3 separate regions of the Homo sapiens genome follow, and all the other regions are linked to region 2. The links are chromatin loops, found by intact Hi-C in ENCODE. Cell type or tissue: K562. All regions are shown on one strand.

The links. Peaks named below come from ENCODE experiments on the same cell type or tissue, not always from the same donor. Only the 100,000 strongest peaks of a DNase experiment are listed, where the experiment ranks them.
Region 1: a loop joins it to region 2, with 8 times the contacts of the local background. A loop is called at or near these places in 15 of 110 quality-filtered maps.
Region 3: a loop joins it to region 2, with 7 times the contacts of the local background. A loop is called at or near these places in 13 of 110 quality-filtered maps.

Annotation. Positions count from the first base shown.
Region 1 is chr3:185,304,365-185,312,364 of GRCh38, forward strand. It overlaps a transcript of MAP3K13 not described here. Among named protein-coding and RNA genes, the nearest start is that of EHHADH, 54 kb to the left of the region's middle. RefSeq lists an enhancer at 7,836-7,885. In K562, a CTCF peak has its summit at 3,946 (motif pointing left); a DNase peak (open chromatin) is centred at 3,927.
Region 2 is chr3:184,870,882-184,878,881 of GRCh38, forward strand. All of the region lies in intron 21 of VPS8 (VPS8 subunit of CORVET complex), which reads left to right. Among named protein-coding and RNA genes, the nearest start is that of VPS8, 63 kb to the left of the region's middle. In K562, a CTCF peak has its summit at 4,344 (motif pointing right); a DNase peak (open chromatin) is centred at 4,360.
Region 3 is chr3:185,266,554-185,274,553 of GRCh38, forward strand. It overlaps LOC124900548 (a long non-coding RNA gene), which reads right to left. Exons shown (of 2, transcript XR_007096203.1): 2 at 7,015-8,000. Among named protein-coding and RNA genes, the nearest start is that of EHHADH, 17 kb to the left of the region's middle. In K562, a CTCF peak has its summit at 4,140; a DNase peak (open chromatin) is centred at 4,148.

The DNA.
Region 1 (8,000 bases), 430 kb after region 2:
TTATTGATTATCTGCCTGGTTGTTCTATCCATTATTAAAAGTGGGGCATTGAAATCTCCTACTATTATTGTGTTACCATCTGGTTTTTCTTTCAGTCTGTCAATGTTTCCTTTATATATTTGGGTGTTCTGCTGTTACAAATATAAATACATATTTATAATTGCTATTTCTTCCTAGTGAATTGACCCTTTATTATATAATGTCCTTCTTTGTCTCTTGACAATTTTTTTTAATTTCAAGTCTCTTTTATCTGATATTAGTGTGGCCACTTATGTTCTCTTTTTTTTGAGACAGAGTCTCTCATTGTCACCCAGGCTGGAGTACAGTGGCGCGATCTTGGCTCAGTGCAACCTCTGCCTCCCGGGTTCAAGCGATTCTCCTGCCTCAGCCTCCCGAGCAGCTGGGACTACAGACATGCGCCACCATGCCCAGCTAATTTTTGTATTTTTAGTAGAGATGGGGTTTCACAATGTTGGCCAAGATGGTCTCAATCTCTTGACTTTGTGATCCGCCCCCTTCGGCCTCCCAAAGTGCTGGGATTACAGGCGTGAGCCACCGCACCCGGCCACCCCTGTTCTCTTTTGGTTATCATTTGCATGGAATATCTTTTTCCATCCTTTCACTTTCAGTCTATGTGTGTTCTTATATCTAAAGTAAGTTTCTTATACATAGCTTATAGTTGGGTCTTTCTTTAAAATCCATTTTCTATGTCTTTTGATTGAGAGTTCTGTTTACATTTGAAGTAATTATTGTTAGGGAAGGACTTACTATTGCCATTTTAATATTTCTTTTCTATATGTCTCGTAGTTCTTTTGTACCTGTTTTCCTCTCTTGCTGCTTGCCTTTTTGTTCTGTTGACTTTTTGTAGAGAGAGACATGCTTTGACACCTTTCTCACTTTCTCTCGTGTATCTTCTAAAGGTATTTTCTTGGTGTTTACAATGGGGATTACATAAAACATCTTATAATTGTAACAATCTATTTTAAACTGATGTCAGCTTAATTTAAACCATGTACAAAAACTCTACTCCTTCACATATCCTCTACTTTATCAATCTCACAAATTATGTCTTTTATACTTTGTATCTAGTAATATAATTTCATAGTTATAGTTTTTTTATGCTTTTATCTTTTAAATTCTACATGGGAATTAAAAGTGATTTATGTGCCATCATTACAGTATTACATGATTCTGTATTTACCTGTGTATTTACCTTTACAGAGAGCTTTACGTGTTTATATGCTTTCAAGTTGTTATCTACTATCCTTTTATTTCAACCCGAGGGACTTCCTTTCGCATTTCTTGTAAGGCAGCTCTAGTGCTGAACTCCTTCAGCTTTTGATGATCTGGAAAGGTCTATTTTTTTCCTTCATTAAAATTTTTGAAATTGTATATATTTATTTTTATAATTTCAACTTTTATTTTAGATTTAGAGGATATATGTGCAGGTTTGTTACATGGGTATATTGCATGATGCTATGGTTTGGGATACAGTTGATCCTGTCACCCAGGTAGTGAGCATAGTACCCAATAGTTAGTGTTTCAACTCTTGTCTCCCTTCCTCCCCTTCCTCTCCTGTCTGCTAGTCCCCAGTGTCTACTGTTGCCATCTTTATGTCTATGTGTACCCAATGTTTAGCTTCCACTTGTAAGTGAGAACATGTAGTATTTGGTTTTCTATCCTTGTGTTAATTCTCTTAGCATAATGGCCTCAAGCTGCATTCATGTTGCTGCAAAGAACATGATTTCATCCTTTTTTTATGACTGCATAGCATTTCATGGTATACATATATCAAATTTTCTTTATCCAATCCACCATTGATGGGCACCTAGGTTGATTTCATGTCTTTGATATTGTGAATAGTGCTGTGATGTACATGAGTGCATGTGTCTTTTTGGTATAACAATTTATTTTCTTTTGGATGTATACCCAGAAATGGAATTGCTAGGTTGAATGGTAGTTCTGTTTTAAGTTCTTTGAGAAATCTCCAAACTGCTTTCCACAGTGGCTGAACTAATCAACATTCCCACCAACAGTGCATAAGTATTCTCTTTTCTCCACAGCCTTATTAGCATCTGTTGTCTTTTGACTTTTTTGTAATAGTCATTCTGACTGGTGTGAGATGGTATCTCATTGTGGTTTTGATTTGCATTTCTCTGATGATTAGTGATGGTAAGCTTTTTTCATGTTTGTTGGGCTGCATGTATGTCTTGTTTTGAGAAGTGTCTGTTCAAAGTTCCTTTGCACACTTTTAATGGGGTTATTTGACTTTTGCTTGTTGAATTCTTTAAGTTCCTTATAGATTCTGGATATTAGACCTTTTGGTGGTTGAATAGTTTGTGAATATTTTCTCCCATTCTGTAGGTTGTCTTTTTACTCTGTTGATAGTTTCATTTGCTGTACAGAAGCTCTTTAGTTTAATTAGGTTCCACTTGTCAATTTTTGTTTTTGTTGCAATTGGTTTTGAGGACTTAATAATACATGCTTTACCAAGGCTAATGTCCAGGATAGTGTTTCCTAGGTTTTCTTCTAGGATTATTACAGTTTGAGGTCTTATTTAAACTCCTTCAGTTTTGAAGGACAGTTTTGCTGGCTACAGTATTTCTGATTGGCAGTTTTTTCTTTTAGCAGTTTGAATGTATCATACCACTCTCTCGTCTGCAGTGTTTCTCCTGAGAAATCCAATAATAATCTCATGCGAGTTCTCTTGTATGTGACAAGTCACTTTTCTCTTGCTGCTTTCAAGATTCTTTGTGTCTGGCTTTTGATAGTTCGGTTACAATGTGTCTCTGTGGGCCTCTTTGGATTCATCCTAGTTGGAGTCCTTTCAGCTTGTTCAATTTAGATTTCCATTTCTTTCTTCATGTTTGGGACATTTTCAGCCATTATTTTTTCAAGTAACCTCTCTGTCCTTTTCTCTCTCTCTCTCCTTCTTTTGATAATCCAGTTAATGCATATATTGGTCAACTAGATGGTGTTCCATAAGTCCCTTAGGCATTCTTCACTTTTCTTCATTCTTTTTACTTTTTGTTGAATTATCAAGCAGGAGCTGGATAATTCTTAATGGGTTTGCTGATTTTGTCTTCTGTTTGATCAAGTTTGCTGTTGAATCTGCTTAGTGTAATTTTTAATTCAGTTTTATATTCTTCAGCTCTATAATTTCCATTTGGTGCACCACCCCCTCCCCCGCCACCCCGAGATGCAGTCTTACTCTGTCGCCCAGAGCTGTAGTGCAATGGTGTGATCTCGGCTCCCTGCAACCTCCGCCTCCCAGGTTAAAGCAATTCTCCTGCCTCTGCTGCCCAAGTAGCTGGGATTACAGGCGCATGCCACCACACCCAGCTAATTTTTGTATTTTTAGTAGAGATGGGGTTTCACCATGTTGGCCAGGCTGGTCTTGAACTCCTGACCTTGTGATCTGCCCGCCTCGGCCTCCCAAAGTGCTGGGATTACAGGCATGAGCCACCACACCCAGCCTTTAAAATAGTTTTTATCTCTTTGTTGGTATTTTCATTTTGTTCATGTATCATTTTCCTGACTTCCTTTATTTGTCTATCTGTCCTCTTGTAGTGCATTGAGTTTCTTTAAGACAACTATTTTGAGTTCTTTGTCTGGTGATTCATAGACTTTCATTTCTTTGGGGTCTTTTTTTTTTTTTTTTTTTTTTTGAGACTTACTTTGTTCCCTTGGTCGGGCCCTTATTTCTTTGTATTCTTGATTATTTTTTGCTGGGATTTGCACATTTTTAAAAAACAGCCACGCTCCCAGTCTTCTGGACTGGCTTCATACAGGGAGGAAGAGATGTTAAGACTCTCTTTAGCCCAGCTATAGAGTCTTAGGGCCTCTCAAACCTTTAATGGGGTTGTATCTCCTCTGAACTGTGCCTGTAATTTCCCAATTACAGAAGTTTGCTGGTTTCTTTTTTAGGCACTTGCTCCCTCTGGTGTCTTTCCATGGTACTGCTGGTTTTCTGGTGTTCCTACAAGCTGCCTAGGTCTCTTTTGTTCTCAGCAGTTCCCAGGCATGCAAAAGTTGCCAGTTCTGTCAGCATTCCAAGTCAGGTAAGACAGAAAGCCATCTCTTAGGCAGTCCCCAGAAAAGCTGAAAGGTTGGATATACTTTCTACTCTTCTCTTTTCTTCATGAGAGAAAGGCCATGAGTTGGGCATTTTCTCCCAATAACACTGAGTTCTGTTGTCTTCTGTCGGCTGTGCTGCAGGTTCTCAGGTGCTGCAGTTAGCTGCTGAACTCTCCGCTGTTCTCAGTGGACCCCAAGCATCCAAAGTATTCTGGTTCTGTCAGTGTTCCACATCAAGCTGGACAGTAACCATTCCCTTGGGCACTTCCCTAAAAAGCTAGAACTTTGGATGCACATTCTATCCTTTTCTTTCCCTTCTGATGAGAAGATGCAAGTTTGGCATTTACTTGCAATTATGTAGGGCTGGACTGGCTTGGGGAAGGCCTATTATGGGTGAAATGCATTAGCTTTTCTTGCCTGTTTCAATGTGGCTGTTCTTGGCTTTGAGCTTGCCTGGGATACTGTGACTTTTTAACTGGTTTCTGGAGTTCTCATAAAGTCTTTTTGGGCCATATGTTGTTGTTAAGTCAGTATCTCTGTGGGGGAATGAGGTCTGGGGATTCCTATTCCACCGTGTTTTCTCTTCTTATAAGGATGCCAGTCATGTTGGATTAGGGCCGCACACTATTCCAGTGTGATCTCATCTTAACTTGATTATATCTGCAAAGAGCCTATTTCCAAATAAGGTCACATTCACAGGTGCCAGGGGTTAGGGCTTTAACTTATCTTTTAGGGGTACATAACTGAACCTACAATAACTTCCACCACTGCTCATAAAAAGATTGAGGCTGGATGCTCACTCTGTGATCCCAGCACTTTGGGAGGCCACAAGGTGGTGGGTGGATTGCTTCAGCCCAGGAGTTTAAGACCAGCCTGGGCAACATGGTGAAACCCTGCCTCTACAAAAAGAAAAAATAAATTAGCTGGGTGTGGTGCCACATGCCTGTAGTCCCAGCTACTCCAGAGGCTGGGAGGTGCGAGGGTCGCTTGAGCCCAAGAGGTCAAGGCTGCAGTGAGCAGAGATCACACCACTGCACTCCAGCCTGGTGACAAAGCGAGACCTTGTCTCACAAAAAAAAAAAAAAAAAAGAAAGAAAAAAGAAACAAAAAGATTGGGGCAAGTCAGCAGACTGAAGAGAGCCACTCTTTAGCGATACATAATTACATACCCTGCCTAAATTATCAGCTATTCTCTCATATGGAGCAAAAACTTTAAATGAAAGGAAACCCTTTTGTCCTCAGTCCAGGCAAAGATTCACTGATTATGGGGGCAGGGTAGAAGCAAAAGCTGCCTGCCCTTAGGGAAGGCACAGAACATTCTCCAGCAGTAGCTGCTACTATTTTGTATTTAGTGTGATCCGTGGGATACTGGAGGGTTTTTGTTTTGTTTTGTTTTTACAGTGTTCCTCCACAGATATAAGGCAAAATTTCATTGCCAAGAGGTTGGGGTAGGGGCACAGAAAGCCGCATACCCGAGGCCTAGGTGCACAGGGCCTAGCTAACACTGAGATATCAGGAGAACAATGAGTTCTGTTAATAGACTGGAGTTAAAAACAGCTGTAGCCTACTGCTGAGGGAGGGACAAGGATGGAGAGAGAGAACCCCCTCTATGGCACAGATATGCAGTGACTGCTGAAAGCTGAGATTGGAGCAGGAACACTGAGTAAAATCCCTTGAACACTGTAGACTCCACATGAAGCACAAGATAGTAGCTGCCCACTGCTAGAGGAAGGTGCACAGAAGGTAACTACAGCAACAGGGAAACAACATCTCAACCACTGACTAGATTCTCTCTCTTTGGAATTTGTTCACCTGGTTGCCTGACAGAATAGGCATCTCCATTTCCAGGAATAACTATTCTTTCCTTCAGTTTATACTGTTATTCTATGGACAATATTTGGAATTCTATAAAAAATTATGAAATATATGAAAAAAAACACAACCATTTTCAAGAGATAAAGCAATCAACAGACCCAGACCCAGAGATGACTCAGATGTTGGAAATACCAGATGAGGACTTTAATTATGATTGATATATTACAGGAACAAGTAGAAAAAGTAGGCCTCATGCATGAACAGTTGGGGAATTTCAGCAGAGAAATGTAAACTCTAAAAAGAGTCATATGGACACACTAAAATAAAAAAACATGATATCTGGGATGAAGAACTCTTTTGACAGGCATTTCAACAGACTGGAAAGAGGTGAGGAATGAATAAATAAATTTGAAGGCAGATCCATAGAAGTTATTCAAACTGAAGCACAAAGAGAAAAAAAGAGTGATATGGAAAGGGAAAAAAAGATATATGAGAAAGAAATGAAAATAACTTGATATAACTCTTCAACTATCCATTTATTCCTGTGATAGGCAGAGGAGTCAATACCTGCCACTATGCTATCATTGCCATTTTTCTTTGTTCAATTCTGTATTCCTTAGTGCTTCTCTGTTCTTGCTGTTTTCTGCTTTCAATATTCACAGTGATAAGCAAAGGTCGTACTCACATTCCAGAACACATCCAGGCTCTATGGTGGAACTTAAGACAACTTTGCAGAAGTTGAGTCAGAAGTCACTTTGAATTAAGCTATTTTGTGTTTCTCTAAATCATATGTCTCTAAAGCACTCAACAAGTGGTATGTTGATTTTCTTTTATTATAGAATGAGTTTCCTAGGAATATTCCTACTCCAAGTCATAGTAGCCTTTGTTTCCTCCTTTCGTAGTTAATCCTGTGTATTAGTTCATTTTCATGCTGCTAATAAAGACATACCTAAGACTGGGAAGAAAAAGAGGTTTAATTGGACTTACAGTTCCACATGGCTGGGGAGACCTCAGAATCATGGCGGGAGGCAAAAGGCACTTCTTACAGGGTGGCGGCAAGAGAAAATGAAGAAGAAGCAAAAGTGAAAACCCCTGATAAACCCATCAGATCTCATAAGAGATTATTCACTATCATGAGAATAGCATGGGAAAGACCAGCCCCCATGATTCAATTACCTCCCCCTGGGTCCCTCCCACAATGCATGGGAATTCTGGGAGATACAATTGAAGTTGAGATTTGAATGGAGACACAGCCAAACCATATCATCCTGTAATCTCATGTGTCTACCATAAGCCCCAACCCAGAATCACCTTTACTTATTTTCTTGGCAGCCTGGGGAGGTCCTCAGGCTCATCAAGGTTCCCTGATGTCTCAGAGTCCCCCAAATTGGTATGTAGACCTTTAGTTATTGTCTAGGCTCCCCTCTCCTTCTCATTTGGCTATTTTGAAAGAACTACATTTTTGGTTGAAAGCAAAGTGGGCAGATACTTAGGCACATGTTTTAGAAAATATGGTAGTCTTTCATGCTTACCCAAGTAATCTACAAAAATGTTCATTGCATTACTGTTTTAAAAGAAAAAAAAGGAAACAGCCTACACAGTCATCAAAAGGAAAGTGAATGAATGAGCTTTGCTGGACTATTCATTCATTGGAATAAAATTTAACAATGAATTATAGGGCTTCACGTATCAACATAGATCAGTCTCAAAAATCATGTTGAATATAAGTTGTGAAACTTATTGGCCTTGTAAGAGCCTAAATGTTATTTAGAAAGGCATTGGGTAAATAGCCACTGTGTCTTTGGTATCATGAGTGATTTCAGGAAACTGGGGAAACAGTGGGATTTTTGAATTCCATTTTTCCACGTGAAGAGGAACTCCTTCCTCTACTGGGTATTCTGAAAACTGACTAACCTTTGCCCCAGGCTGCAAGCCAAGGAGAAGTATTTACTTGTATACTTCTGACTGGTAGCTACCTCCTCCAGTCAGGTCACATGACCCTCCAGAATTACTGCTGCTTTTCACTCTCCAAGATGCAGACAGAAGATAGAAGCTCGGATATCAGTTCCAATTTTGTTTCTTTGGCTGTGCTGTTATGAGTCTATCCA
Region 2 (8,000 bases):
TGACTTTCATTTTTGGTTAAACATTTTTTTAGTATTCAAAACTTTATTTCAGGGCTTGTAGAACATTCTAAATGATTATATTTTTAAGTAATGGGTATAAATGAGTAAAACGTTGTGGAGTGTTACTTAGCGCTTAGCTGCTTAGTGGCGTGTGGAAGGAAAGGATATACGTGTGAAGATCCTTTGCTGTAAACTGATACCTTATAGTGGCTGACATCCTGCTCGTCTAATATTTATGTTAACCAGGTTATTTAGTACTGCCAAGGTTTAAATTTAGTTCTCCTAGGAGCACCTATGACTTAAGAATAATAGATCAATCACAAATATATATATATATATAAAATATGATCTATAAAATATGCTAATGAAAGACCTTTAGTTTATCTTGGAACTTAATGAAAATGAAAGCCAAAGAACAATGTAGACGTGTATGTATTTATTATGCAGGTTTTACTTTCTGCAGTGCTCTCCAGTTATATTTGTTGCAAATTGCTGTTCCCCATTCCTACTACTCCCTTCCCTCTGCCTACCTCCTCTTTTAACAAATATTTGAGTGTCCAATACAGGGATCAGCAGACTTTTTCTAAAAAGACTCAGATAGCAGAGTTTAGGCTTTGCAGGCTACAGTGGTCTCTGTCACATCTTTTTCTTCCTTTCTTTTGTTTTTTGATTTTTTAAGCAACCCCTTAAAATTGTAAAGTCCATTCTTAGCTGTGAACAATACAGAAACAGGCTATGGGCAGGATTTGGCTAAAGTGTGCGTCCCGTGGTCTGATATGTACTTGGCACTGGGCAATAGTAAAATTTACATGATCTTTACTATCTTAAAGTTTGTAGTCTAGTCAAAATAATGGGTTTTTTTGGTTTACATTAATGGACATATTTAGAAGAAATCTAGGGATTTTGAAGTTCTAAAGAGTAGGCACAGGTCCTATCTTTTCATATTCTATTTGATGCTTGTAACATTGGAAGACAAGAATAGATATGGCAGTTAAGAGTTGGCTGGTATCAGAGAAGCATTTGGCTTCCTGAACTGTGCTGTTCAATGCCATGCTAGTGAGCTTCTGGTAGAGTAACTGTTATTACTCTGTTTGGCTGGATGCTTATTAAATTTATCAGTAGAGAAGGAGAAATAAGCCTAGATAAAGTTATAAAAATAAATAACTTAGGAAGAAGACATATGGTAGAAAGAAAGCATTTGGGAACAAAACTGTTTGGAAACAATACTTTATATATAAGTACTTGTGTATACCAATGCAGTATAGATAGAAAACTTAATATTTGTAACAAGAATATACCTATCACCAAGAGGTTGTAGGAACTCTGGCCTTTGGAAGGTATACTTTGTTGAAAAAAATCATCTAGTAGAAAAAGCTAGGAGGGGTGAATGGAATGAGTGTGTATGTGTGTGTGGAGAATATAGAAACCACAGTGTTGGGGGAAAACGTGGTAGAGAGCTTCTTTCTAAAAGATGAAAGGAACAAAGGTGACGTTCTGATGGAGAAATAGTAAAGAATCTCAGATACGGGAACTGTAGATGGTGGTTTCTGATGCATTCCTGTAGATGGTGGTTTCTGATGCTGACTGCAGAACGTACAGAGATGCATTACTACTAACAGATGTTAGTAGTAATGTGCTCTGTAACCATCTAGCTTCCTGTTAGAAGTCTCATTCTGTTGGTAAGAGTATCTGATAAAATTTTTGATTTTTCAGTGATTAGTCTCATAGGAGGTGAAGGAAACAATGGAGGGGACTATTTCTCTGGATTTAATTTTTACTAATGATTGGGGAAGTAGAAGAGATAGACCCTTGAGAGAAAAATTATCACTTTATTTTAACAATCATAATAATGATGAAAAATATACATAGCATGAGTCCTCTATTTCAGAAAGCAAATATCTCAGAAAAAAATATGGGCACAATCACATGGCTACAGGCTCCAAAAAAAGAATGGGTTCACAAGGAACAGGAAATTCTAAAATTTCAACCATTCAAGGAGAAAGTAATGTTGAAAGAAGGTTCTATCTGCAAATCACAGAACATCTATAAATATGGAGAAAGGCATATAACTAAAGATACATACCAGAAGTATCATGAACTTGTAAGACTGTCAGAAAGGAGAATGATATGGTCCAGACTGTGCCTACCACAATGCTGTGGAGTACAAAATAGGGATTTTTAACAAAGATTTACTGAGCACATACGATGTGCCAGATACTATGTAAAGTATGTGACATGTATTTTTATTCTCAAAACAACCTAAGGCAGTAGGTGTCATTTTTAATCCCCATTTTATAGATGAGGAAACAGGCTTAGAGGAGTGAAGTGAAGTTCCAAGGTAATATTGCAGTAAATGGTGGAGATGGGACTCATATCCAGGTCTTTCTGACTTCAAAGCCCAGTTCTTAGCTAATCATTGTATTATACTGTTATTTTAAGAGCAAGCACAGGGAGAAGATGAGTGAGAAGGGGTGATGTTAATAAATCACCAAGAATGAGAATTACAGCAAGCATCTAAACTGTTTAATACTTAACTGTGTGGCAGACACTGTTACAGACCCTTTATGCATATTTATTAACTCATTTAATTCTTATCATAACTCTGTAAGGTGGCTACTGTTACTATTCACATTTGTAAATGATGCCGAGGCACAGAGAGGTTAAATTATTTGTTCCAGGTCACAAAGCTAATAAATGAGAGAGCTAGAATTTGAATTCAAGCAGTGGGCTTCAGGGTTTACATCCAGACTGCCACACTATACCACAGAACAATGCTCCTCATTTTGACTCCATTTTCATGACCACAGAGAATGGTTTTAAAGTGGAAAAGTCCAGATAAGTGTATTAAAAAACTGAAGCCGACCATATGTAATGTGTAATATCATTATGATTGTTCAACTCTCAAGACCCAGTAGAATTATAACCCATGATACTGTTGAAACAATCTGGGCCAACATGAATAATTTGCAAGTAACTTTGCGTCAATTTTCAAATAAGGCATTCTTGATTAAGTGTGGAGTATATACAGGGAGACACAATTTATTCCATTCAGGAGGACAGTTTTCTCTGGAAAACGTGACCTTCAGTGCATTAGGATAGGTGAAGTGCATGCACCGTCAGCCACAAATCCGTTGTTTTGTTTAATCATATTTAATCATAAAATAATTATATAGGTTGACTTTTAAAGTGTTTTTTTTTTTTAAGTAGAGTGGACTTTGGAGACTATCTGCTGACATCCCCAGTGTGAATTGTGAAGGTTTTCCTTGAATTCATCTCAAAACAACCATGTTAAACTCATATAATTACCTTTTTGAAAGGAATATAAAGATAGTATATTCCTGGAATGCCTGTGACGTAACATAATTGATTTCATTAAAGCATTTGCCTAATTTTTCCATTATCTTTGTGGCTGGAATAGATTAGTAAATAGTAAATAGATTTGCAGCTAGATAAATATTTCTACCCAAAAATATTCTTTGGTGGCTTAGTATTAATTACATCCTAGGACTCTTTCATACCCAAGTTTTTATCATTGATTTGGGTGAAGATTTAGTGACTGGCCTGTCAAATCTAGGTAGCGCCAAGAATCAAGGTTCAAAGTGATCTTGACAAGAAAGTGCAATCAAAATCATCATGAGTTGAAATTTAATGAAGATTAACATCAAGACTTAGATTCATTAGATTGAAATAATCAAATTACGTGAGTACTGGATTGGGAAGATCTAGGTGGACAGGGTTTTAGTTGACCATAAACTTAGTATGAGCCAATTGTGTGTTAAGACTCAGATACAGGAAAGTACTGGTACTACTGGGCTGCCTGTTTGAAATAAAACTGCTAAGGCATTTTGTAGGCTGTTGATAAACTCAGCCACATCCCACAACTGAGATGGTGGAAGGTTTTAAAAACAACAGTTAAAAAAAATACTGGGTTGTTTAATCTGAGGAGAAAGTAAGTGGAGACATCCCTGCCTAGAGATGGTAGAAGGCTGTCCTATGGGATTAGCCGTATTGCTCCAGAGGGAAGGCCTAGTATATAGTGGGTGGAAATCAGGAGATGTATTTCAGTTTAAAATGACCTACTTATGATGTAACAGCTCTTGGATTTATGCATCTCTTATTATGGAATGTATTCAGATAAAGGCAGGATGACCAACTGATGGAAGTGTTTTTAAAACTTTTTTTTTTTTTTTTTTTTTGCTCAGTGGGAAGGTCTCAGATTCTGTATCTGTCTCAAGAAGCTATTATTGGAGACATAAGTAACCTCTAATTCGGTTAGTTGAAATTCCTATTAAGACTGATCTCTGTCACAGTCAAAATACTGAGAATTTGTGTTTTACCAGCAGGTGGCACCTCCTGCCTGCTGCCTCAATTTTAATCTTTACCCTTGGTGAGGAACCTCACCTTTTCCTTAGAGTCAGAATATGTAAGGCTATTCACTATTTTTGCTTTTCTCCAAAGATCAATCAATATTTGTCCTGTCTTAGTTATAGAAAATAACTTTTGGATCTTGTCACATTTTGGACAGGTTGTGGCTTTTATTTATCTGAGAAAAGATTTCAACCTATAATTATAATTTATTTGTATCATAATTATTATGGTAGGATAAAAAGGAATTACAGTGTTTTCTGTCTCATACATCTTGAGACTTGCCTTTTCTTCTGGCTTTCCTCATATGCGTTTATATATGTTCAAGTGTTTCCCACCCTAAAACTAAGTCAAGCAGCAAACAAATTCTTTTGTTTGCCTCACGCCGTCTCTAATATCCTATGCTTTCTTGTTCACCCATTCTTTATAGAGCCAGACATCTTACAAGAGCTGTCTCTGGCCAGGGATGATGGCTCACACCTACAATCTCAGCATTTTGGGAGGCTGAGGCGGGTGGATCACTTGAGCTCAGGAGTTTGAGACAGCCTTGGCAACATAGTGAAACCTTGTCTCTACAAAAAAAAAAAAAAAAAATTAGCTGGGAATGGTGGTGCACAGCTATAGTCCCAGCTACTCTGGAGGCTGAGGTGGGAGGTTCACTTGAGCCCGGGAGGTTGAGGTTGCACTGAGCCAAGATCACGGCACTGCACTCCAACCTGGGTGACAGAGCAAGACCCTGTCTCAAAAAAAAAAAAAAGAGTTGTCTCCATTTCCTTACCTCCTTCTCATCCCTTAACCTATTCCATGTCTATAAATTCTGTGGACCCTTTTATTTCTCATCTTACTGGTCCTCAGCAGCATTCAGCACATGAAGACTTCTTGAAATAGTCTGTCCATTTTTGGCTTCCCTGATATCATGCATTCCAGTTTTTTCCCTACCTCTCTGACTGCTTATTGATTCTCTTTGTTTATTCTTCTTCCTTTTCTTTACTTAACCAAGAAATGTTAGGATTCTTCACAATACCCTTCTATTTTTATATCAATGTTTGTCAAGATGTCTGTGTACCATTTACTTCAAAATCATTTGAAGATATTTGTTAAAAATGCTTTTTTTTTTTTAATTTCCCAGGCCTACTGAATCAGACTCTCTGGGATTGGTGACCAGGATTTGTAGTCAGCTTTCAAGATGTCCCTTAAGCACATTAAAGTTTACAAATCACTGCTTTACATTCTTCCCTAGGTGATATAGGCACATGGCTATCTAACCAGTGTTAACAACCTAGATTGCTCTTCTGAATTCTGAGGTCTATAGAGTAAGTTGCCCATTTACATTTCTGCTTGGATGTTTTGTAGGTACCTCAGACTCTGTTTCCTCACAAAGCCTTTTCTGAGGATTCCTGTGTTAGTGAGTGGATCCACCATGCACCTAATGCAAATTGGGTGATTCTTGTCTTTTACTTGTTCCTGGCTATTCTGCCTCCTGACAGTTTCTCTCATCTGTTTCCACCATGCTGTTAATTCTGCCACTATCCTAGTCTAAGTGCCCATCATTTCCCTCTTGGTATATTATAGAATTCTCCAAATCGATCTCTTTGTACACATTCTTACTGTACTTCATTTCATTTTCTACACAGCAGCCAAAGAGAAATGTATATCAAATCTAGATATGATGCTTTCCTAATTTTAAAATATTTTAAGGACTTCCTATTGTTTCTGAGGTAGAGACTAAATTCCCTAACATTTTCTAAGGCTCTGCATGGTCTACGCTTGCCTAACTGCTCCTAATTCTCTGTATTGCTGTTATACTAGAGTTCTTTCCAGTGTCTTAACATCCCTGTTCTCTCTTTACCCAGAGCCTTTGTGCACAGTGTTCTCTCTGCATAAAAAATCCTTTCTCATTTCTTTGTAGCTCAACTAGCTCTGTTTATTTTCAGGTCTCAGTGTAATTGTCCCCCAGATTAACTCAGATCCATTTCTTTCTAAAATACTATGCACTGAAGTCACTCATTCAATGTCAGTTTTCTGCAGCTAGCCTATGTATGTTTAGGGACCTGTGTAAGTTTAGGAACATGTCTGTTTTTTGTCATTGCCGTATGCCCAGCATCTGGTTCAGTGTCCTTGATAAATAGTTGTTGAGAGAATTTTTAAAAATATATGAACTTATGTTGTAGAGCTTGCTTTGAAAGCATGCTTTCAATTTAAGAGGTTTGAGCTAAGAACCAAATGTAGGACTTAGTATTTGCAACACATATGTCATAATGATGGCTCATGTGGTGTGCTGTATGCCTGATGGCTATCTTATTTAGTCCTTATAACGTACTTGAGGAGTGCTTATTATTTACCTCCATTTTCCAGAGGAAATAGACACACAAAGGGGTTGAGTAACTTGCCCAATATCATTGAACCGGTGAATAGAACCACCATAGATACACACCCAGGCTGCCTGGCTCAGGAGCCTCGACCCTGTACTGTACTATGTTTCATCCCACAGTTTATTCTTTGATAATCTCAGACCAATGTGTTGTTATGTAACTCACTTTGAAACAGAGAGGACTAAGTAATTTATGAGTTTTGGGAGGATATTGAAATATATGAAAAAGAAAATACAAATGAATTTTAGCATAACCATGGTAAATATACCTGAACAATTGACTGATTTGAGTTGCTAGCAGTGTTTTCAAACTAAGAAACCACTGCTAATCAGTTAACTGTGGAAACAGTATTTTGGGTTATTTTATTTTGCTATGCTTAATATATGTGTTTTTATTTGTTTTTGAAACAACGTAGAGGTATAAATAATGAGGCATTTTAATGCTGTAATGTGAATCAAGCTTAAAGGATTTGAAAAATAATATAATTTTAAAAGACCCTTTTTTTTTTTGAGATGGAGTCTCACTCTTGTCCTCCAGATTGGAGTGCAGTGGCATGATCTCGGCTCACTGCAACCTCTGCCTCCCGGGTTCAAGCTATTTTCCTGCCTCAGCCTCCTGAGCAGCTGGGATTACAGGTGCCCGCCACCACACCCAGCTAATTTTTGTACTTTTAGTGGAGATGGGGTTTCGCCATGTTGGCCAGGCTGGTCTCAAACTTCTGACCTCATGATCCACCCGCCTCGGCCTCCTAAAGTGCCGGGATTACAGGTGTGAGCCACTGCGCCTAACCTAAAAGATCTTAATGAAGCCTTATGTTAATCGTTACTAAGCTCTCCTTCCAGCTTCATTTCACATTTCTATGAGGGTCAGATAATTCAAGGCTATTTTTGTAGCAGCTGTAGGCATATATTTTTGCATTAAGAGGTAATGTCAAAGAGTGGACAGTGACTACAAGCCAAACACAGAGCGAGGCAGTAGGAGCTTTCCTTGTCTAACCCATACCTCCTCTGAGAAGATTTGAGGAGAGGAAAAGAGTGTTGATGTCTAGCACATTGCCCTATCCCTGAGGCTTGATTAAAGTGCTGGTTCTGAGGAGTCAGGTCTTTCCTAGATTATTTTATCATCATACCTGAAAGAAGAAAAGAAAAATACATACACACATATACATGCAGAGAGATAATCTAATCTATATTGCTGTTTGGGATGTTTGTATACCAATCCTGGGGATACCAGCTGCCTAGCTCTGGTAGCCTGTGGAGATTT
Region 3 (8,000 bases), 400 kb after region 2:
ACCTTTTGTTTAAAACGTTGCTAATTTTTAAATATTTTGTTTTACCTACAGAATTTAAAACTATTAAATCCCTCCAGGCGGCCCAGGGACTATCACATGAGATTGTTAGGGCTGGTCCTGAGGGATAAAATTAATTCAGACCCTCCTAATCGAGGCCAGGTGCACAGATGCCTATGCAGCTGAAAAAAAAAATGCTTGTGTCTTGTATAGCTAATTGCTAAAGCCAAGATTACAATAGATCAATGCATAGAATTTATAGAAAAGTCAATTTTATGACCTTTGTTTTTGGCTCGTAGGTTGCTTAAAAGGGGTTTTAAGGGTTGATGAATGCCTGTCCATCTCCATTCCCATCTGGCCTGTAATGTTTAATTGGCTATAAATCTTTTGACTCTAAGTCCCTTGCCACAGGGTTCCCACTGAAGGACATGATGGACCCGAGGCAGGTGGCAAGTCACCCCAGCATCAATATGGGACAAAATAAAACTTGGCTATTGATACTGCCTCTTTCATACCTTGACAAAAAAAGGAAATATATGAACAAAAATAAAATCCTAAGCCCCCCAACAGAATGAACACCCCTCTTGGCCAAAAAGAATAATAAAAAAAAAAAACCTGAAAAACTAGTTCAGCCCATGAAGGAAATGGGGGGTTGGACACACCTTGCTATACTCCCCCCACCACCCCTTGGAATTCAGGCACAACTGACCAGCCTTAATATTAAAATAGAGCTTATAAGACTGACAGATTCTTCATGGCAATAAAATATCAAATTATAAACAGAATCTAAGATTATGCCAAGGAAGGCTTAATTCTCCACCCCAAGGTAAACAGTCATATGTTACTTCCGTGTTTGTTCAATATACATGCATCAGGACCATTTTCATAAATATTCGTAGCTTCCCTGTTCAACCAGGAGACTTAGTCTTATTAAAAACTTGGAGACAAGGATTCCCCGAAGATCAATTTTAACCAAAATGGAAGGGCCCCTATCAGGTGTTGCTAAGCACTTCAACTGTTGTTAAATTTGAGGGAGTCACTAGCTGGGTATACTTGCCAAAGATTAAACCTGTTTCTTATAAGGCCCCACAGGCACCTGAGAAAGACACCGTGACCTACACTTGTGAACCCCTAGGACACCTAAAGCTGTTGTTTTGCAAATAAACACATAAGTAACAGCCTTAGTCCCTCCTACAGGTACTCAGCCTTCTTAACAACTCCTATCCCATACAGATTTGCACCCCCAATGGATATCTATGGCTATGTGGTCACCCGTTCAATCAGCCTATAAATAACTTGTGTTTCGTTTGGGATCATAAAACACATGGTTACCAGGATATTGATAATGTTTGGTTTCTGGATCAATGTACAATAGGACAAGCAGAGCCCCCTAACATACAATTATATGACATCACTCACCTGAGCGCTACGTGGGCAACTGGACTTATATTGGCTAGGGTTGGAGCTCGTTGGCCCCATGGGGCAACTTCTCATTAAAAGTGCCCTCCCAAGTCTTACTTGGTTTTTGCCCTTCCTAGGACCTTTGATGGCTATCTTGTTATTACTAATCTTTGGCTCTTGCTTGTTTAACATCTTGGTGAAATTTGTGTCATCTAGATTATAATAATCCCATATAAAGATGATGCTGGCACAAGGCTTCTAACCTGTCCTATCTTCTGAGTTGGGAAATAAAGACATCCTGCCTTTAGGCCTCTTAGATCAGGCATCCAGATATTTTTACTCCTCCTTTACTAGGCAGGGCTATGCTCATAAAATCAGCAGGAAGAAGTTACAGAAGAATGACTTTTGTCCTTCATCTCTCCTTAAGATTAAGGGTTCTCTGATAAGCAAAGGGAGGATTATGTTAGGGAAATAGAAGCATGGGAGACCCAGGGTAACACCATTTTAAAATCAACTCCATCTTAAAACTAGCAAGGCACATCCCTTGCCAGTGATGACCAGCAGTCATAAGATGTTTAAGGCTAAGGAAACAGCTTAATAATGCCTGCAAGGATCAGTTCCCAAAACAGTGGGTCACAAGACCCCACTGATAAAGACAGGAGACAGTAAACAACAGGTCACATGACCACACTGATAAGACAGGAGACCGTAAAGAAACCAGCCTAAACCAGCTAGAAGCAAGATGGCAAAAAAGCAACCTTCAGTACTCATTATATGCTAATTATAATGCATTCGCATACTAACAAACACTCCCACTAGTGTCATGATAGTTTACAAATGCCATGGCAACATCCAGAAGTTACCCTGTATGGTCTGGATGGGGGAGAAACCCCCAGTTCCAGGAGCTCCCAGAAAACTCATGAGTAATCCACCCCTTGCATAGCATATAATCAAATAGCTATAAAATAGCCAGCTAGCATCTCCCTCAATGCTACTCTGCATATGGGGTACCCTGCTCTGCTTATGGAGCAGCCACTCTTTTATTCCTTTACTTTTTAATAAACTTGTTTTCACTTTACTCTGTCGGCTTGCTCTTTTTTTATTATTTTTTTAAGACGGCATCTCCCTCTTTTGCCTAGGCTGGAGTGCAGTGGCGCCCTCTCGGCTTACTGCAACCTCTGCCTCCTGGGTTCAAGCAATTCTTCTGCCTCAGCCTCCCGAGTTGTTGGGGTTACAGGCACGCGCCACCATGCCTGGCTAATTTTTGTATTTTTAGTAGAGATGGGGTTTCGCCATGCTGGCCAGGCTGGTCTCGAACTCCTGACTTTCAGATGATGCACCCGCCTCAGCCTCCCAAAGTGTTGGGATTACAGGCATGAGCCACTGCTCCCAGCCTGTTGGCTTGCTCTTGAATTCTTTCTCGTGTGAAGCCAAGAACCCAATTGGCCTCGTGAGCTGAACCTAAATTTGGGGGTTTGCCTGCAACACTACTACTGTAACTGGGTCACTTGAGATTTTCAGCACCCCAGCATTTTTCAGTGACTGAAATAATGAGAATTCTGATCAGGACCTTGCTTGCTTGCTCATGTTAACCACTCGCTTTTTACCCAATATCCGTTTTTCCCACAATATAACTATAAACTTCTGATGTGCTGTTTCTTTGTCAAGTGGGAGGAGATAACTTCAGGGTCACAAAAGGTGTTTGCCGAAGGAATGAATGCATTGAAAGCTATTGCAACCAGCTGCTGACGCCCAGAACTCTGGTTGTTCAAGGTGTTATGTGGGACTGAAGAAACAGACTTTTCACCTTGATTCCCTAAAACTCTCCCTCCTTTATTCTCTAGCCACATAAAAATTCCCTGCTTTTTCTTTTTGTTAACATGGATTTGAGACATCTTGCTTTCCTACCTTGTTGCTTTGGCCAAATAGAACAAACCTTCCTCTATCTCCAAACTGCTATGTGTCAGTGTTTGGCATCAATTGCACATCGGGTACAAGAGCCTGAATTTGGGCTTCTACTAGAAAAGTACTGACTGCCTTGAAGCCCTGGTAACAGTAGCAGTTGAGACCCCATTCAATTCAGCAAGGACAACTGCCTCAATGGTCAATGACAATGTCTCGATGACAGCCAATCATAAACAGTCCTAAGCACATGCTTCCGTGTGTTGACAATCAACAACAGCCTCATCACAGCAATCACCTTCTTACAGGTGAGATATCAATCTCTAACACCTCTGCAAATTCGCTGATCCCTGAACTCCACTGTGCCCTAAAACTCTATGTAAGATCAACAGCTTGTTCTGCTTGGAGAGACTGTGCATAGCCAGCACAGTTTTCCCTTACTATAGCAAGCAATAAATTCAGTCATCTTGCTTCAGATATTGGTCTTTAGAGGAACAACCCTGCCAGGGTGTTCTAGCAACTTTGAACATCTCCACAAAGGCTAAGTAGGCAAGGCTTCACAGCTCTGAATAGCCTGAAATTCCTCCTGGAGCAAGGCGAGATAATGAGCATGGTGCGGAGCCACTTTGAGGCAGGCTCTCCTCTGTCTGGTAGGAGTCTGTCACAGGCCATTTCTCATTTATCCTCCTAGTTTCAACTGAATGCAGAACTTTCTGCCTTGTGCCCCCACCTAAGGGTTCGGCTGCAAGCTTCTGTGAAGATCTATAAAAATGCTTCGCAGTAGTTTAGGGTTGGCTCTTAACAGGGCAGGGACTAGGGTGAGGCAAGAAAGACACCTAGTGGACAAAACTGGGGGGCACAGTAACAGGGCTGTGCAATGCTGATCCTGCCCTGCTCCTCAGCAACAGAGCAACTCACCATTCCTGACATCTGTCATCTGGTTCCTCTGTTTGGTGTCATGCTGTGATACTAGGGATACAGGGAGCTGACACCATGCTGACTTTCTTTTCCAGTAAATACTAAACTGTCTAAATCCATCTGGGCTTCTTACTTGCTGAGTCTATGGAAGACAAGCCAATTTAGCAGCTGCTACCATGCTACTGCTTATAGACTGCTTGACCACTTGACAGTCTCCTTATCATTGTTATGATCTGATATATTCTTAAATTATCTCCTCATTTAATTTGTTTCAGTAATTGCTACTTAACAGGATGCTGGTCCTCTTGGCTAATGCACTTCCACACCATTTTCATGTTAGTGCTTTTGCTTGTTAAATGCGTTGGTTGGGCTTGTTGTCATTATGTCGCATTATATCCCTAATTCACAAAAGCAGATCAGTTCATCAGAAGTGGTTCATTAAAGCTTAAAACAAAGATAAAAGAATGGAAACACTATAATTTAGCATAATGCCCAGAAGGCAAACGGTGAGCTGGATTTCAATGCAAATGCCGAGCTTTTGCCTGCTAGAACATGCAAATCTATTGTCATAGGAAGAACAGAAATGGCTATCTAAACCCAGCTTTCCCTGCAATGGTGATCTATTAGCCCTGGAACCCAGGGTGCTGCATGTGAAATGTCATTCAATAGTGACACGAAGCCATCAAAACTGACTTCTCTGGTAAACCAATCAGGTTTTTCTGGAATAAACAAAATAATGCTTTCCAGTCTGGGTGATTAAAGACTGTTAAGGAAGCAAGAAATAAATTTGAGTCTGTTTGTTAACAAATTTTACCCTGCCCTAAATGGGCACTGGGTACAATCTTCCAGGGTGAAGTTGGCTGACATTCAAGGAAAAAAGCAACTCACATAAATGTTTGAAATGAGAAATAGGATGGCCAGGCGTGGTGGCTCACCCCTGTAATCCCAGCACTTTGGGATGCTGAGGCAGGCGGATCACCTGAGGTCAGGAGTTCGAGACCAGCCTGGCCAACATGGTGAAACCCTGTCTCTACTAAAAATACAAAATTAGCCGGGCGTGGTACCACACGCCTGTAGTCCCAGCTACTCGGGAGGCTGAGGCAGAATCGCTTGGACCCAGGAGGTGGTGGTTGCAGTGAGCCAAGATCGCGCCACTGCACTCCAGCCTGGGCAACAGAGTGAGACTCCATCTCAAAAAAAAAAAAAAAAAAAAAAAAGAGAGATAGGATGAAAATAACTTCTTCACAATACCAATGTGAAAGTTGTCAATCTCAAGATGGAGTCACTCATGTCAAACCCAAACAAAAAAAGAGTCAGGTTAGAAAGGGAAAGCCCTCCTGCACACATGCCTATGATAAGAACTATAACAAAGACTCTGAAAGTCTCTTATGCTCTTATGCACATATGCCTGTAACAAGAACTTTTGCCAAAGACTTTCTAACCTGCATCTTGCTTCATGAATCACAGGACAGCTAGCCAAATGCGCAAGAATGCTTGCCTGGTACACTGTCTCCACTAATGAACTGACATCATCTTCTGTGATAAGCCACTGTAACCAATGTTCTCTTTGTTTCAAAACAAATTATGTGTACTTCTTTTGCCTTTAAAAGTTTTCCCTTACCTCAACCTCCTCAAATATGCCCACAGTTTACTATGGCCCCAGTGTTCTGGATTGCAGTTCTTCTGCTTATTCCCAATTAAACTCAATATTTTTAGAGAGTCTCTCTGCTGGTTTCTTAGGTTGACACAAAGAATATCAGTAATGATGATTTATATAATTTCAAGTGGCTTGTTCAAGTGTCAAGTGTTGAGCCTTGGAGATATACATATATTCATTATATTAATGTTTAATAGAAGCCGTCAGGATTCCTAAAGAAAACCCAATTGTGGCAAAAATGACTCAATCGCGTGTTATCTTCATCAGGTGAAATTAGTCAGAGATCAATGATGTATTATTGAGCATATTTAAAGTTCACAGCCATATGCTGCAACCAAATCTGAGCTGAACACAGCCAAAAATTGATCTGAGAATGCATTCACTGCTATTTCTCATGTTTCAACTTCTCAGCTTTTCAGTGAGCCTGGCTTATCGCTTTAGGTCTGCAGGTAGTTTTTCATTACATATGTCATCTCTGTCAGCTTCTGAACTGAAAATCATACAAGAAATGTCGCTTTTCAACACCATAAGCACCTTTTATGACATCTCGGCATTCTCCAACATCCAATTTCATTTCGTGTTGAAAATGCAATTAGGCTATCGTTCGCAGGTCTCTCTCCCAATTTCCCACTGTATATCATTCTTTTCAGAGAATATTTCATTTGCCAATGATCATTCCTTTCAGCTTTTCTGACAAACTGACCCTAGTAAGAAAAAGGCTACATACATATATGTTGGAGATATGCCCCAGGTAACTTACGTTGTGTATTCTTTCTAATACAGGAATGCTTTACCACCATTCCTGGCAAAAGATAAAAGATTACTCATTCCCCTGAATGCTTCCAGTGATGGGGAGCACAGTACTCTTCATGGTAGAGTTCTGTTTACTTAAAAAAAAAATAGTCCCTATTCTATTCCCTGTGACCTTCCCCTACATGATTCTACTTTTGTTCTCAAGAATTATATATTAAATCTCTCTTTAATAGAATGGTCTTTCATCAAATATTTAAAGATACTAACAAGTCTGCCCTAAGCTGTTCCTCTTAGGGGCTTTCTCAGGGACTACCATGTCTCATATGGTAAGGTATTTCTAGCTGCTATGGTGGTTGTTCAGAATACTCTTTGAATTCGTCAATGACTCTTTTTTTAAAAAATTTTTTATTATACTTTAAGTTTTAGGGTACATGTGCACTACGTGCAGGTTTGTTACATATGTATACATGTGCCATGCTGGTGTGCTGCACCCATTAACTCGTCATTTAACATTAGGTAGATCTCCTAATGCGATCCCTCCCCGCTCCCCCACCCCACAACAGGCCCCAGTGTGTCATGTTCCCCTTCCTGTGTCCATGTGTTCTCATTGTTCAATTCCCACCTATGAGTGAGAACATGCGGTGTTTGGTTTTTTGTCCTTGCGATAGTTTGCTGAGAATGATGGTTTCCAGCTTCATCCATGTCCCTACAAAGGACATGAACTCATAATTTTTTATGGCTGCATAGTATTCCATGGTGTATATGTGCCACATTTTCTTAATCCAGTCTATCATTGTTGGACATTTGGGTTGGTTCCAAGTCTTTGCTAATGTGAATAGTGCCTCAATAAACATACGTGTGCATGTGTCTTTATAGCAGCATGTTTTATAATCCTTTGGTTATATACCCAGTAATGGGATGGCTGGGTCAAATGGTATTTCTAGATCTAGATCCCTGAGGAATCGCCACACTGACTTCCACAATGGTTGAACTAGTTTACAGTCCCACTAACAGTGTAAAAGTGTTCCTATTTCTCCAAATCCTCTCCAGCACCTGTTGTTTCCTGACTTCTTAATGATCACCATTCTAACTGGTGTGAGATGGTATCTCACTGTGGTTTTGATTTCCATTTCTCTGATGGCCAGTGATAATGAACATTTTTTCATGTGTCTTTTGGCTGCATAAATGTCTTCCTTTGAGAAGTGTCTGTTCATATCCTTCGCCGAGCATCCATTCCCTGTATTCTGTACCTCTCATCAATTGGGCCATATTCGTGTTTCCTTAACTCATGTTTGCTCTCTCTTTTAAAACTATAAAGACAGGGTTTTTCCCCCCTTTCAAACTTCCAGGAAAGTGTTTTTTTGTTTGTTTG